Regions from separate parts of the Homo sapiens genome. Here region 2 is linked to region 1. A link is a loop called in an ENCODE intact Hi-C map of the cell type or tissue named here. Cell type or tissue: heart left ventricle. All regions are shown on one strand. Each heading gives the region's core, and the rest is flanking DNA. Links, peaks and the distances in the headings are about the cores only.

Region 1 (8,246 bases), core at 247-8,246:
CCTGTATTCTCTCTCTTAAATCAAATAAACTTATCGTGTGTGTTGTACTTGAAACCCCTGCTAGCTCATGCAGTTTATCATCACTTGCCAACTCTTTTTACTTTTCCTAAATTCAGATCCAATCTCTAGAGAGGACCTACAGCATAGCAGACACTGAGCAAAATAAGTCTGCATTTTTTTTTTTTTTTGAGACGGAGTCTTTCTCTGTCACTCAGGTGGGAGCGCAGTGGCGCAATCTCGGCTCACTGCAACCTCCACCTCCCGGGTTCAAGTGATTCTCCTGCCTCAGCCTCCAGAGCAGCTGGGATTACAGGCACCCGCCACCACGCCTGGCTAATTTTTGTATTTTCAGTAGAGACAGGACTTCACCATGTTGGCCAGGCTGGTCTCAAACTCCTGACCTCAAGTGATCCACCCACCTCAGCCTCTCAAAATGCTGGGATTACAGGCGTGAGCCACAACGCCTGGCCCCGGCCTGCATTTTTATTTAGACAAAATGGTGCCCATTCTTCCAAGCCAGGCTCAAGTTCTATCCCCAACCAGCTGTGGGGGATAGCTTACCGCTATCTTCTTGTCAGACAGCATTTTTTAATTTTTTATTTTTAAATTTTCTTTTCTTTTACCACACCTCTGAGGCAAGTTCAACAGATAGCACTTAGCGTCTTGTCCTCTGGTTGTCCCATGTGTCGTCCCCACAAGTCTGGGCACCAGGATGTATTTACCCATTGAAGTAGCTGACTGATTTCTGGCTGAGACAGTCCACATTTTTAAATGTTATCATTGTTAGAAATTAACTTCAGGGCCAAGTAATTGGCATGCTGCAGGCGATAGCAGATAACAGGGAGGGAACAATGACCCCACGCAATGAACAGTTTGGTTCAAGGAGGAGATCCATAGAGATATTAAGATATAAATTATATTAATAATAATATATTAATATTATATTAAGATATAATTCAGGTACCATAAAATTCACCTTTATTTATTTATTTTTTTTGAGACGGAGTCTTGCTCTGTCACCAGGCTGGAGTGCAGTGGTGTAATCTCGGCTCACTGCAACCTCCACCTCCAGGTTTCAAGAGATTCTCCTGCCTCAGCCTCCCAAGTAGCTGGGATTATAGGTGCGTGCCACCATGCCCGGCTAATTTTTTTGTATTTTAGTAGAGACAGGGTTTCACCATGTTGGCCAGGATGGTCTTGATCTCCTGACCTCGTCATTCACCTGCCTTAGCCTCCCAAAGTGCTGGGATTATAGGTGTGAGCCACCGCACCTGGCCAATGCACCTTTTTGAAGTATACAATTCAGTGGTTTTTAGTACATTCAGAGTTGTGCAACCACCATTTCAAAAAGTAATCCTCTTTCAATTCCTGGACATTTACCCCATTAGCAGTTACTTGTTCTTCCCCCAGCCCCTGGAAACCACTGTTTCTGCTGTATTGTTGACTTTTATGTCTGAAATTCTCTGTAATGAAAAGGAAGGATGGATAAACTTGCCCAAGGTCACAGAGTAAAGTAACAGACCCAGAAACTGAATTCAAGTCTCTTAGAAAAGACTCCACAGTAACTCAAGTTCAGATGGTTTCCATCAACTTGGCAGACTCCCGGCAGTGATTCTTCCCTATACTGAAGAGCCTGCCCTTAAGCTCATAATACAGATCAGAATGCTATAATTCACAAGTTGTTTTTTCTAGGGAAAACAACCTCAACTAGAAAAGTAAGACACAAAAGTAATAGGCTTTGGCCCTGAAATTATATCAACTAGCTCCTACATAGATACCTAGTTTGATATTTTGTGAATAAGGAACTTGACCTCTCGGTCTGTTATTTGAGCCCTCTATGGTTTTTCTGAATGAAAGGTGTGAGAAACTGCCTTAGACATTTTGCTGCAATCCATTAGTATTTTAAGGCAAATGAGCCTTTAATGTGGACAAACATTGCAAGAACTATTAGTCTAGGAAACTGGGTGCTTGCATAATATCCGGTTGTCTGAAGGCTGAAACAGCTGGAGTTCAAGGGAACTACGTCAGAAGGACTCTAGTGAGGTAATCTTAATGCTCTTGGCAAATGTGCTATCAAGAACAGTAGTTTGGACCGAATTTTCTTTTCTGAGACAAGTGAGTCTGACCAATTCACTTCTATAGTGCCTTATACATGCGTAGGGAGGAAAATTGCTTTTGCATGTTTTTCTGTATGCTTTTATGTTGTTTTCATGTGAATATCAAGCTCCCTGACTGGTAGTAGTGAAACACTGGGCACTCGATATTTGAATTATAAAGGACAGCTGAACACCAGACTTACAATGTTCAAAACATTAAAGGCTTGGCGGGAAGTTTCAGGCTGTAATCTCATGAAGATTACTCATAAAAATAGCTCTTTTGACCAAAGCAGAATTTCATGAATTGGCTGGGCAAGACAGCTCAGGTCTGTAATCCCAGAACTTTGGGAGGCTGAGGCAGGCAGATCATTTGAGGCCAGGCCTGGCTAACATGGCGAAGCCCCATCTCTACAAAAAATACAAAAATTGGCCGAGCGTGGTGGTGCATGCCTATAATCCCAGCTACTTGGGAGGCTGAGGCACAAGAATCATTTGAACCCGGGAGGTGGAGGCTGCAGTAGAGTGGAGATCGCACCGCTGCACTCCAGCCTGGGCGAGAGTGAGACTGTCTTAAAGAAAAAAGAAAAAAAAGAATTTCATGAATTGCCCACAAATTCACCAAATATTCTGCTGCAGGGATAATACTGGGAGGGCTGGGGAATCTGCAGCCACTCTAGTTATTAGTGATTAGTTTTATCACCCAAGTTTTGACCCCCAGGTTGGGAGGGAAAAGGAATTAGGGCAAGAATTGAAAACAAGGATGCAAAGGAAATGCTCTGGGGACAGAGTGGGGACAGGAAGCTGGAGGGAAAGGCTGAATGCCGGCAGGAGAGCAAGAAAAAGCCAGAGAGAAAATGATGCCCCAGGCAAGCGGTCGTTACTGGGGAGCAGACAGAGTGGCGAGGAGTTGCTTGGCCAAAAGACGCCTGTGAAAGAGGCTTCATAGAGTCAAATATCCAGTCAGGGAGCAGGAAGGCCAACAGTTAAGAGCTCCAGGGAAAGGCCAAAGCAATTCACGATGAAAACTAGAGAAACATTCCAATAGGAGGTTTTCCACAAGTCTTATTCTTTAATTCAAACCTGCCCAGTCCCTTGTGCAAGTTTTTTTTTTTTTTTTTTTAGATGGAGTCTCGCTCTTGTTGCCCAGGCTGAAGTGCAATGGTGCGATCTCGGCTCATCGCAACCTCTGCCTCCCGGGTTCAAGCGATGCTCCTGCCTCAGCCTCCTGAGTAGCTGGGATTACAGGCATGTGCCACCACACCCGGCTAATGTTTTTGTATTTTTAGTAGAGATGGGGTTTCTCCATGTTGGTCAGGCTGGTCTTGAACTCCTGGCCTCAGGTGATCCGCCGGTCTCAGCCTCCCAAAGTTCTGAGATTACAGGTGTGAGCCACGGCGCCTGGCCTTGTGCAAGTTTTTTAATCCTTGGTCCCATTTTTATTTTGATACAGAGGCTCGCTCTGTTGCCCAAGCTGCAGTGCAGTGGCTTGATCCTGGCTCACTGCAACCTCCATCTCCCTGGCTCAAGCGATTCTCATGCCTCAGCTTCCTGAGTAGCTGGGACTACAAGTGTGCGCCACTACACCCGGCTAATATTTTTGTATTTTTGGTAGAGATGAGGTTTTGCCCTATTGCCCAGGCTGGTCTCGAACTCCTGACCTCAAGCCATCTCACAGCCTCGGCCTTCCAAAGTGTGGAATTCCAGGCGTGAGCCACCACGCCCGCCCCTTGGTCCCATTTTAGTTACTGTTTTAGTTCTCTGAATTTAATCTGTGTCTGGTAATTCCACTAGGTCCTTGCAAGTCTGATTATGTTATTTTTGCTGATTCTTATCAGGGTGGCTTGTTTCCTCACGTACCTGACTGTGAGTTCATGATCCTCAGAGGTTTATCTGGGATAGAGGGAGGACTGGGGTTAAGACGTGTTCTTGCACAGAAAATTCGTGCTGGCCTCTGCCAGATACTTGTGGCCACCATCAGTTGGAGACTGCTTTAAGATCCCCATTTGATTTTCTCTGAGCAGTACAGGTAGCGTAAATTGTTCCAAACCTGCATGAGGAACAGTGCGTGGACCGAATTCTCAGGAGACCCTCCCTTGTGCCAACACCAGACACCCTCTCTCCGAAAACCCCTGAGCCAGCACCAAGCAGGCAGATTTCTCGTCTTTCTCTGAGGCAGGTTTTTGTCAAGTTCATCCTTTTACTGAAGGGGCACCTTTGGGGTTCCAGGCTTTCTGGGTCTTGACCAAAGTTCCTCCTCCATGAAGACTCAGAGCTTTGACTTCTGCTCAGAGATGAGTAGGTTACAGGAACTGACCTACTCAGTGCTCCAGCACTGCGAATCCTCTGGATTTGTGCTTTGTTCTGCCCCTCAGGAATTCCTTCTTTCTTGCTGTCTCAGCTAACTATTAGAGATTTAAAAAAAGTTCTATCCAGGTTTGAATTGAAAGGGCTCTGGAAATATCTGGTTTGTTACCTTTTTAGAAACAGATGTCTCCCGCTTAGGAACAATGGCTTCCTCCCTCCCTGAAGTCTGTTTGTATCATCAGGCATGAAAACAAAGAGCTTTACAGGTTGAAGTGCATGCTGGAGATTTTTTTCATTAAGCCCTTTAATCGCAGAAAAGGAAGCTGTATCCCAGAAAAATGACTTGCCCTATTACTTACCAAGTCAGTAACAGAGCTGAGACTGGACTCTCTCACATTGCTCTTCCTAAGGAAAACCAAAGTGTAAGCAAAGATAGCGTTCTCTGAATAAGCCAAAAAACTGAATTATACTCAAGTTCTTTAACTTCACAGAGAGCGGCCGGGCACGGTGGCTCACGTCTGTAATCCCAGCACTTTGGGAGGCCAAGGTGGGCAGATCAGAAGGTCAGGAGTTCAAGACCAGCCTGGCCAACATGGCGAAACCCTGTCTCTCCTAAAGATAGAAAAAATTAGCCAGGCATGGTGGCACGCGCCTGTAATCTCAGCTACTCAGGGGGCTAAGGCAGGAGAATCGCTTGAACCTGGGAGGCGGAGGTTGCGGTGAACCGAGATCGCGCCATTGCACTCCAGCCTGGGCGGCAGGGTGAGAATTCGTTTCAAAAAAAGAAAAATTCATAGAGAGCAGAGGAGCAAAGATAAAGAGCTAAAGGTGATCCAGCTATAAAAACCTGACTTCTGGAACAAAGCACTAAAGAAAGGGTGAACAGTACCAAAGTCATAACTGCTGTTTGAGAACAGATGTTCAAATGTGGGAAATGTTCAAAGTAAGTTCCAAAAAAAATAAACTAGCTTATCATTGTATATAAAGTTTATTTCAGAAATCACGTATCTTAAAAAAAAAAAACACACAGAGGGTATAAGTTCGTATCCTGACCAGATATTCATTATTTGAATGGCAGAGTGTTGTGTGGTACAATTAACGAGATGCAGATACTAAGTCCATATAATATTCCTGGCATTTACACCAGGCTCACAACACTGTGACCTTTAAAAAGCAAAAAAACCAAAAACCAACCAACCAAACAAACACAAAAAAAACAAACCCACAAAAAATGAAAAAACAGCTACTTCTGAAACACATAAAAGTATCTTGATCTTTTAAAAACAGGTCCTGAAACTACAGATCCATTGCTGAGACTACTCGAAAAACTGTAAAACATGGGCATTATTTTAATTCGTGAACAACTGAAAAGATTCAATGGAGTGCCATGTGGTCATTTTAGTATGTGAGTCAAAGCAGAATAATAGGGAAACATTAAATCTCTCCTTTACAGTTTAAGAGGTTGAAAGCAAAAGGAAAGTCTGAAAAAAGAACAGGGGAGGTTTGGTTGGTAATGTTTTTGGTAGAACTGGTTATCCTTGTTCGTATTTAGTAGGTGCCTTTTAGTCTTACGAGAGTAGCACCCACAGATGGCCAAGTTCAAATATCAAAGAATCAGAATGCAAAGTACAACTGGAAATTCACACTGGAATTCAACTGGAAATATGCATCAAAAAATATGGCTCTTTGGAAATCTGAGCTAAAACCCTGTGATGTAACATGTTAAGATGCTTAAGACAGTTTTACAGATCAAGGAGTTAAAACGATCCTCAAGGATGACTAAAACAGAATGTTTACGCAATAACTTCAGTAACTTCGTATGATGGGGCCGCGCGTGGTGGCTCACGCCTGTAATCCTAGCACTTTGGGAGGCTGAGGCGGGCGGATTACCTGAGGTTGGGAGTTCGAGACCAGCCTGACCAACATGGAGAAACCCCGTCTCTACTAAAAAAAATACAAAATTAGCCGGGCATGGTGGCGCACGCCTGTAATCCTAGTTACTCGGGAGCCTGAGGCAGGAGAATCGTTTGAACCCAGGTGGCGGAGGCTGCGGTGAGCCGAGATCGCGCCATTGCACTAAAGCCTGGGGGACAAGAGCGAAACTCCGTCTCAAAAACAAAACAAACAAAACAAAACAAAACAAAACTTCCTATAATATAAAGCAATGACTTTTACTTCAATCTATTTACTATTTTTATCAAATGATCCCAGATTATATTTCTAGGTACTCCTATGCAGATCATAAGGTATTTGTTTTTTGGGATAAATATAAAGCAAAGTTTATGTTTGTACAAGGGGAGTTCAGAGTTCTCTGACTCTGCTAGTGCTGAATCCAGAGAAGTACTGTCATGTTCTAAAAAGCTTCAGGAAGGCTGGGCGCGGTGGCTCACGCCTGTAATCCCAAAACTTTGGGAGGCTGAGGCAGGCGGATCACGAGGTCAGGAGATAGAGACCATCCTGGCTAACATGGTGAAACCCTGGCTCTACTAAAAATACAAAAAAAAAAAAAAAAAAAAAAAAAATTAGCCGGGCGTGGTGGTGGGTGCCTGTAGTCCCAGCTACTTGGGAGGCTGAGGCAGGAAAATGGTGTGAAACCAGGAGGCGGAGCTTGCAGTGAGCTGAGATCACGCCACTGCACTCCAACCTGGGTGACAGAGCAAGACTGTGCCTCAATTAAAAAAAAAAAAATTCAAGAAAAAGAAAACTTGTATCAATTGGTTAACTGCATAAATCTTCTGAGAATGCAGTTACTATGTGCCTCCATGATGAGAAGTTAGTTCATGCTGACGAGAACTGAAGACTTAAAACCACCTAAGAAAGAGGTCAATCGATACTAATCATTCGTGAAGACAGGCAACACCTGAGAGCAATAGCAGGCTGACCTAATTTAATTAGATCGGATATATTTTCAATTGTTTCTCATGAAATCATAATCTTACCAGAAATACAGTTACTAAAGACAAGTATTGCAGATATTGAAGGATAATGTAGGGAGTATGTTGAAAGATACTGTTCCTATAAATTGTCAGGAAAAACTGGCCATTAATTTTACAGAAGTGAAAAATATATAACAATAAAGTTGCAGATCTGAGCTTTATTATCAGAATAACATCATTTCAGGATAGAATTGAGGGATTCTTGAAAATGCTTTTGATAATGGCATAAAACTCAGGAGTCTCAGAGCTGCATGCCTGCTTATCTGTTCAAATATACCTGGAAGGGAAATACACAGAGGGTTCAGCAGAATAAGCAAGAAAGTTGACAGAAGAACCAAATGAAAATTCCTCATGTCAAAAGCACTTTAATGCCCTATCCTCCTTCAATCAAGAGATCAAAAGAAACGGCAAGTCCTGTACTTACAAAACCGATGAAAATCACACTGTAATAATCAGTGAATGTAGAACTGCACAGATCTGTGTTTCCAACTTTTTCCACCATGATTCTACATCAAGGTAAAAAAAGATTCTTTTATACAAATCCAAGAAGAATGTGGACAGAGGTGGCAGCAAAACGTCAAGGATGGTGCACGGACTTACGACTGCAGCTGAGACAGGACGTGGGGGAGGAGGGTAGAGTCCTCGAGAAAGAACCCTACGGAGAGGGTGGCTCAGTCAGTGGTCGATCTCCGGTACCAAAACCGCGCTCTGAAGTCATCGCTGCACGTCATGAACCCGGGGTTGGTGGGGGAGTGCACTATGCAGCGTACAATATTGTTGTGCCCCAACGACAGCAGGTTTCTCCGCTCGGCTGTCCTCGAGTCCCAGCAGCAAAGACTGATCGTCCTCTCGTCGGGCAGCAACACATAGTCCTCGGTGTGGTTAAACACAGCCTGTGTCCGGTGCACCT
Region 2 (8,401 bases), core at 290-8,289, 150 kb before region 1:
ACCCTGTCTCTACTAAAAATACAAAAAATTAGCTGGGCGTGGTGGTGCATGCCTGTAATCCCAGCTACTAGGGAGGCTGAGGCAGGAGAATCGTTTGAACCCGGGAGCGGGAGGTTGCAGTGAGCCGAGATTGCGCATCGCACTCCAGCCTGAGCAACGAGAGCGAAACTCTGTCTCAAAAAACAAAACAAAAACAAAAAAACCAAAGAAAAAACCATATATCCTAATACACACATATTGCCTTTTACTGATTTTTTTTTTTTTTTTTTTTGAGACAGAGTCCTGCTCTGTCGCTCAGGCTGGAGTGCAACGGTGCAGCTTGGCTCACTGCAACCTCCGCCTGCCAGGTTCAAGTGATTCTCTTGCCTCAGCCTCCCAAGTAGCTGGGGCTACAGGAGCGTGCCACCACACCAGCTAATTTTTGTATTTTTAGAAGAGACGGGGTTTCACCATGTTGGCCAGGCTGGTCTCAAACCCCTGACCTCGTGATCCGCTGGCCTCAGCCTCCCAAAATGCTGGGATTACAGGGCAGAGCCACCGCACCCGGCCCACTCATTGTTTTTCAAAACTGAGATTATATTAAGCATTCTTTCTTACATCTTGCTTTCCTTAGTTAACACTACCTTGTGGAAAGCTGTCATGGCCAGCTGATAGATAGCCCTAGGTTATTTTTCCTATCCTGCAAAATATTCTAAGATGCAACATTCAATCATTTCTCTATTTATAGGACTGTGTGCTTAGAAAACTCAAAACATACTAGTTATTTTTTCAAAACACTGGAATAAATAAGAAAGTTTGGTTAGATGGCTAGTCTCAGGATAAATATACATCAAACAAGGCTGGGCGTGGTGGCTCACTTCTGTAATGCCAGCACTTTGGGAGGCGGAGGTGGGTGGATCGCCTGAGGTCAGGAATTCCAGACCAGCCTGGCCAACATAGCAAAACCCCATCTCTACGAAAAATACAAAAATTAGACAGGCCTGGTGGTGGGTACCTGTAATCCCAGCTACTAGTGAGGCTGAAGCAGGAGAATCACTTGAACCCAGGAGGCGGAGGTTGCAGTGAGCCCAGAACAAGCCACTGCCCTCCAGCCTGGGCGATAGAGCAAGACTCCATCTTAAAAAAAAACAAAAAACAAACAAAAAAAACCACACAATAGTTTTCTCACACTGTAGCAATAAACACCTAGAAATTTAAATAAGAAACATTTTCATTCAGCATGCAGACAAAAACTATGAAACACTTAGAAATAAATTTGGCTGGGCGCAATGGCTCATGCCTGTAATCCTAGCACTTTGGGAGGCGGAGTGGGTGAATCACCTGAGGTCAGGAGTTCGAGATCAGCCTGGCCAACATGGCAAAACCCCATCTCTACTAAAAATACAAAAATTAGCCAGGCATGGTGGCGGGTGCCTATAATCCCAGCTACTTGGAGGCTGAGGCAGGAGAATCGCTTGAACCCGGGGGGGCAGATGTTGCAGTGAGCTGAGATGGCGCCACTACCCTCCAGTCTGGGTGACAGAGCAAGACGCCATCTCAAAAAAAAAAAAAGAAAAAAAAAGAAAAAGAAAAAGAAAAAGAAAAAGTTGCCGGGCATGGTGGCTCACGCATGTAATCCCAGCACTTTGGAAGGCTGAGGCGTGCAGTTCACCTGAGGTCAGGAGTTTGAGACCAGCCTGACCAACATGGTGAAACCCCGTCTCTGCTAAAAATACAAAAATTAGCCAGGCATGGTGGCGGGCACCTGTAATCCCAGCTACATGGGAGGCTGAGGCAGGAGAATGGCATGAACCCAGGAGGCAGAGGTTGTAGTGAGCTGAGATCGTGCCACTGCACTCCAGCCTGGGCGACAGAGCGAGACTCTGTCTCAAAAAAAAAAAAAAAAAAAAAACACAAAAGTCAAAATCCCCCAATTATGATATAAATTGAATACAATTCCAATTAAAATTTCAGTAAGATTTTTTTCTTGGAGAGGTTGTGTTAGGCATTGAATAGTTTCCCCCAAAAAACCTATGTTGAAGTCCTAACCCCAGTACCTGTGAGTGTGACCTTACTTCTTTGAAGATATAATTAAGATATCATTTAAGATGAGGTTATACTGGATGAGAGTGGACCCATAATCTAATATGACCGGTATCCTTAGAAGAAAAGGACTGCAGCACTATTCGCAATAGCAAAGACATGGAATCAACCTCAATGCCCATCAGTGATAGACTGGATAAAGAAAATGTGCTACATATAGACCATGGAATACCATGCAGCCATAAAAAGGAATGATATCATGTCCTTTGCAGGGACATGGATGGAGCTAGAAGTCATTATCCTTAGCAAACTAATGCAGGAACAGAAAACCAAATACTGCATATTCTCACAAATGGGAGCTAAATGATGAGAACACATGGACACATAGAGGGGAACAACACACATTGGGGTCTGGCCAAGGGTGGAGGGTGGGAGGAAGGAGACGATCAGAAAAAATAACTAGGCTGGCCACGGTGGCTCATGCCTGTAATCCCAGCTACTCGGGAGGCTGAGACAGGAGAATCACTTGAACCCGGGAGGCGGAGGTTGCAGTGATCCGAGATGGCACCATTGCACTCCAGCCTGGGCAACAAGAGTGAAACTCTGTCTCAAAAAAAAAAAAAAAACAAAAAAGAAAAAATAACTAATGGATACTAGCTTAATACCTGGGTGATGAAATTAATAATCTGTAAAACAAACCCCCGTGACACAAGTTTACCTGTATAACAAAGCTGCACATGTACCCCTGAACTTAAAATAAATGTTTTTGTTTTGTTTTGTTTTTTTAAAAAAAGAGGAGGGCCCGGCCCAGTGGCTCACACCTGTAATCTCAGCACTGTGGGAGGCTGAGACAAGTAGATCACTTGAACTCAGGTATTCGAGACTAGCCTAGGCAACATGGTAAACTGCTCTCTCTACTAAAAATACAAAACATTAGCCGGGCTTGGTGGCATGAGCCTGAAGTCCCAGCTTCTTGGGAGGCTGACGTAGGAGGATCACTTGAGCCTGGGGAGGAGGAGGTTGCAGTGAGCTGAGACTGTGCCACTGCACTCCAGCCTGGGCCACAGAATGAGACCCTGTCTCAAAAATAAAAAAAGAAGAGGCACAGTGAGGAGAGAGCCATGTGACCCCAGGGCAGGTGCTGGAGTGATGAGCCTACACCCAAAAAGTGCCAAGAGCTGCCAGCAACACCAGCAGCGAAGAGAAAGGCAGAGAAACATTCTCCCCAAGAGCCTGTGGAGGGAGAACATGGCCCTGCTAATCGTTTGATTTGAGACTTCTGGCCTCCAGAACCGTGAGAGGATACATGTCTGTTGTTGTTGGGGTTTTTTGTTTTGTTTTTTTGAGATAGAGTCTCGCTCTCACTGCAACCTCCGCCTCACAGGTTCAAGCGGTTCTCCTGCCTCAGCATTCCGAGTAGCTGGAATGGCAGCCGTGCGCCACCACCATGCCCGGCTAATTTTTTTTGTATTTTTAGCAGAGACAGGGTTTCACCGTTTTGGCCAGGCTGGTCTTGAACTCCTGACCTCAGATGATCTGCCCACCTCAGCCTCCCAAAGTGCTGGGATTACAGGCGTGAGCCACTGCGCCTGGCTACGTGTCTGTTGTTTCAAGCCACCCAGTTTGTGGTACTTTAGGGTTACAGCAGCTGTAGGAATCTAGTAGAGGATAGAATTAAATAACTGTTGAATGAATGAAGTTAAATTCCTGATTTCATTGGGCAGATATAAATTTTCCTTGCCAGAAAAGAGGATACAGTTGGCAAATCTTCCCCAAACCACAAAAAATAAAAATAAAATTAAAAAAACCTGATCAGAGGGGATTATCAGCATTCTGACCTGGGCTTGGAGTGGGATCCTCACTTCTTCCACAGGATAACTGTAAAAACTGCCGCAAGATTTGCATCTTGGTGGGACCAGCAAGTTTCAGGAATTCATTCCCAGAAACAGTGGCTCCTCCTGCCCCGACTTCCTCAGCCACCGCCAACACACCCATTTCCACCTTGTGTTCCAACACCTCCCTTTTATGTGAACGATTCAGAGAAAGATAAAGTTGATTATGTGATTCTCAAAGCAGAGGGAGCTGTGGCCAAGAAGAATGCAGTGTCTCACGGCCACACCAAAGGATTTTTCCTACCTGGAAATTACGAGGTCTTTCTTCTTCCTGAACTTACCTTGCCCTTGTTTCCCAGAGGCCTAAATCAAGGGAGCAGGTGTGTTTCCAATCACTCATTCACCAGCTGTGAGCAGGGCATACAACCAGTGGTAAGTCAGACAAAACTTAGTGCCTGCATTGAGCATCCAGTGCACCGAAGAGTCCAGTGCACTGAAGAGGGACACAGATTTTCTGTAAATAAACAAGATAATATCCTAATGTGATCAATGTGGAGAAAGTCAGGTGGTGTGATTAAGAATGAGTAGGGGCGGCTGGGCGCGGTGGCTCATGCCTGTAATCCCAGCACTTTGGGAGGCCAAGGTGGGTGGATCACCTGAGGTCAGGATTTCGAGACCAACCTGGCCAACATGGTGAAACGCCATCTCTACTAAAAATACAAAAATTAGCTGGGCGTGGTGGCAGGCGCCTGTAATCCCAGGTACTCGGGAGGCTGAGGCAGGGAGAATTGCTTGAACTCAGGAGGTGGAGGTTGCAGTGAGCCAAGATTGTGCCACTGCACTCCAGCCTGGGTGACACAGCAAGACTCCATCTTAAAAAAAAAAAAGAATGAGTAGGGGCCAGGCATGGTGGCTCACGCCTGTAATCCCAGCATGTTGGGATTTTGTGAGACCTTGCCTTTACAAAAAACAGAAAAAATTAGCTGGGGGTGATGGTTCAGCCCTGTGGTCCAAGCTGCTCGGGAGGCTGAGATGGCAGGAGCACTTGAGCCTAGGAGGTTGAGGCTGCAGTGAGCTGTGAACACACCACTGCACTCCAGCCTGGGCAACACAACGAGACTCTGTCTCCAAATAAACATGCTCATCACCTTAAAAAGAACCTCAAGGCCATTAGCCCTTCCTCTCCTAAGCTCTTGGTAATCACCATTCTACTTGTCAGCTCTATGGATTTGCCTCTTCTGGACATTTCACACACAGGGAATCATATAATATGTGGCTTTTGTGTCTGTTGCAGGTACCAGTACTTCATTTTTTTTTTGAGACGGAGTCTCACTGTCGCCCAGGTTGGAGTGCAGTGGCACAATCCCGGCTCACTGCAACCTCCGCCTCCTGGGTTCAAGCGATTCTCCTGCCTCAGCCTCCGGAGTAGCTGGGATTACAGGCGTGTGCCACCACGCCCAGCTAATTTTGTGTATTTAGTAGAGACGGGGTTTCACCATGTTAGCCAGGCTGAGCTCGAACTCCCGACCTCAGGTAATCCACCCACCTCCCACTCCCAAAGTGCTGGGATTACAGGCGTGAGCCACCGCGCCTCGCCCTCCCACTCATTCTTTTCTTTTCTTTTTTTTCTTTTTTTTTTTTTTAGACAGGGTCTTGCTCTGTCACCCAGGCTGGAATGCAGTGGTAGATCACAGCTCACTGCAGCCTCCATCTCCTGGGCTTAAATGATCTTCCCGCCTTAGCCTCCTGAGTAGCTGGGACTCCAAGAGGGCACCATCACACTCGGCTAATTTTTTTTTTAAATAGAGACAGGCTTTCACCATGTTGCCAGGCTGGTCTCGAGCTCCTGAGCTCAAGCAATCGTCTTGCCTCGGCTTCTCAAAGTGCTGGGATTACAGGCGTAAGCCACCGCACCTGGCCCACACAGTGCTTGAATAATTATTCTGGCAGTGTCTCACACGTCCAAAGAAGTATGGAGTTCTAGGGAAAGTTCATGTTTGGCAAATGAATGACTGGTTGCTGAATGAAGACTAATGTTGGATTTCTAAATACTGGCAAGCTTTGCACTCTGAGGGAATTTTTGCCTTTCTTTTTTTGAGATGGAGTCTTGCTCTGTCACCAGGCTGGAGTGCAGTGGCAAAATCTTGGCTCACTGCAACCTCTGCCTCCCGAGCTCAAACCATCTTTCCACATCAGCCTCTTGAGTAGCTGGGACCACAGGTGCACACCAAAACATCTGGCTAAGTTTTGTATTTTTTGTAGAGACAGGGTCTCACTTATGTTGCCCAGGCTAGTCTCGAACTCCTGGACTGAAGCCATCCACCCACCTCAGCCTCCCAAAGTGCTGGGATTACAGGCATGAGCCACCATGCCTGGCCTGAATTTTTGTCTTATAAGAGATGATCTTGCACCATCAAAAAAGGTTAAAGGATGTTCAGTCTATTCTGTCAAAAAGGCAGGAGAATACATAGCACGGTTCATAAGACTAAAATTTTAAAATTCTTTATCGAAGGGATTTTGTTTCCTTGGGTGTCCACAGCACCTTTTTTGGTGTGATAATGAAGGATTGTTCCTAAGCACCTGGTACTTGCCAGGCTCCATGCTAAGGGTTTCAAGAGTAAATACTTCACTGAATCCTCTCAATGATCCTGCTCTATTCGAAAAGCACTTTGCGATGAGATTCAGAGAGGTTAAGGGACCTACTTAAGGTAACACAGCTGGTAAGAAGCAGCTGTGGTTTAGGAAGGCAGGACTTCCAGCTTCCAGCTTCTATGCCTTCTCCACTGCCTCACACTGTCACACTCAATGGCTGACTCCTCATCTATGCGTTGACAAAGCCCTGGTGCCTCCAGAAAGCTGGCCTGGAGTGGAGAGTTAAGTGTCTGGGAGCCTTCCCTCCTGAATGCGACATTTCTCTCCACGTTGCATGGAATGGCACCAAAACTTTTTTTTCTTTAAGACGGAGTCTACTCTGTCTGACACAGTGGTTCACGCCTGTAATCCCAGCACTTTGGGAGGCCAAGACAGGCGAATCACGTTAGGCCAGGAGTTCAAGACCAGCTTGGCCAACATGGTGAAACCGCTTCTCTACTAAAACTACAAAAATTAGCCAGGCATGGTGGCGCATGCCTGTAGTTCCAGCTACTCGGGAGGCTGAGGCAGGAGGATTGCTTGAGCCCAGGAGGTGGAGGTTGCAGTAAACTGAGATCATGCCACTGCACTCCAGCCTGGGTGACAGAGCAAGACTCAGTCTCAAAAAACAAAAAACAAAACAAAAAAAACAAAGATGATCAGGTCCCTGATATAAAATTGTGTAGTATTTGCGCATAACTTACACATATCCTCCTGTGTACTTTAAATGATCTCTAGATTACTTATAAATGTAAATGCTATGTAAGTAATTGTAGTTTAAATAGTTTAAAACAATATGCTACATTGTTTTAAGATTTTTATTATTTTTTATTGCTGTACTGGCTTTTTCTTTCTTTTTTTTTTTTTAGAGACAGAAGGCTCTGTCTCCTAGGCTGGAGTGCAATGGTGCGATCTCGGCTCACTGCAACCTCTGCCTCCGGGGTTCCAGCGATTCTCCTGCCTCAGCCTCCCAAGTAGCTGGGATTACAGGCACCCGCCACCATGCCCAGCTAATTTTTGTATTTTTAGGAGAGACAGGGTTTCACTATGTATTGGCCAGGATGGTCTTGAACTCCTGACCTCAAGTGATCCCCCCGCCTCGGCCTCCCAAAGTGCTATGATTACAGGCATGAGGCACCGCACTCGGCCGTATTGGGTTTTAAAAATATTTTTTATTTGAGGTTGGTTGAAGTCGAAGGCCTGAAACCCATGGATACGGAGGGCCAACTGAATCTGTTGTTTAAGCCACCTGGTGACCTGAAATGATATTTTGTTACAGCAACCTGAACAGACTAACACAACCTTTGTTAGATGATGATTTGAGAATATTTTCTTCCATTCCCTCAGTTGTTTTTTCACTTTCTTTCCATTTCCTTTGAAGCACAAAAGTTTTTCATTTTGATGAAGTCCAATATCTATTTTTTCCTTTTTGATTTCTTGTGCTTTTTGTTGCATTGCTTTGGAATAAGAAAAAAACAGGGGGGGAACATTTTATGAAAAAAAAACAGGCCCAGACATACTGCAGCCTATTCATGCAGTGACATTCCTGTCCACGGGGAGCTAACACTCAGTCAGCATTCCCATGGGGTTGACTCCTCCATTCGTCTTCCTCTCTGGCCTTTTTCCAGGTTGCAGGAGAAGTCTTTCATGTTCTGATGAGCCAGATGGCACAACAAACAGCTTTGAATTTAAGTGGGATGAGTCATCACTTAAATGTACTTAGAAATTCTAAAATTAGTCCAGTGTAAGCCATTTCTGCTTTCTGTTTTCAGTTTCTCTGACTGGATGTGCCAACAGTGTTTGCTGACTGTAGAGTAAACCCCAACACTGGCAGATGGTGGTTGTGCTGCTTGAAGTGGAGATGGGCAAACCCTGCCCGATCTAGAAAAACGTGTACCATGTGTGTTTTTAATAGC

The links. Hi-C counts contacts between places; a loop is a spot of excess contacts. Peaks named below come from ENCODE experiments on the same cell type or tissue, not always from the same donor. Only the 100,000 strongest peaks of a DNase experiment are listed, where the experiment ranks them.
Region 2: a loop joins it to region 1, with 9 times the contacts of the local background. A loop is called at or near these places in 4 of 110 quality-filtered maps.

The regions. Positions count from the first base shown.
Region 1 is chr20:56,403,489-56,411,734 of GRCh38, reverse strand. It overlaps CSTF1 (cleavage stimulation factor subunit 1), which reads right to left. Exons shown (of 6, transcript NM_001324.3): 6 at 5,373-8,246. The coding sequence ends at 8,008. Among named protein-coding and RNA genes, the nearest start is that of CASS4, 4.6 kb to the left of the region's middle. In heart left ventricle, for the core only: no CTCF peak of the experiment used is centred there; no DNase peak of the experiment used is centred there; H3K27ac peaks cover 3,311 bases.
Region 2 is chr20:56,554,848-56,563,248 of GRCh38, reverse strand. It overlaps LOC124904971 (a long non-coding RNA gene), which reads right to left. Exons shown (of 2, transcript XR_007067758.1): 2 at 7,638-8,401. Among named protein-coding and RNA genes, the nearest start is that of LINC01716, 19 kb to the left of the region's middle. RefSeq lists an enhancer at 8,364-8,401. In heart left ventricle, for the core only: a CTCF peak has its summit at 8,031; no DNase peak of the experiment used is centred there; H3K27ac peaks cover 774 bases.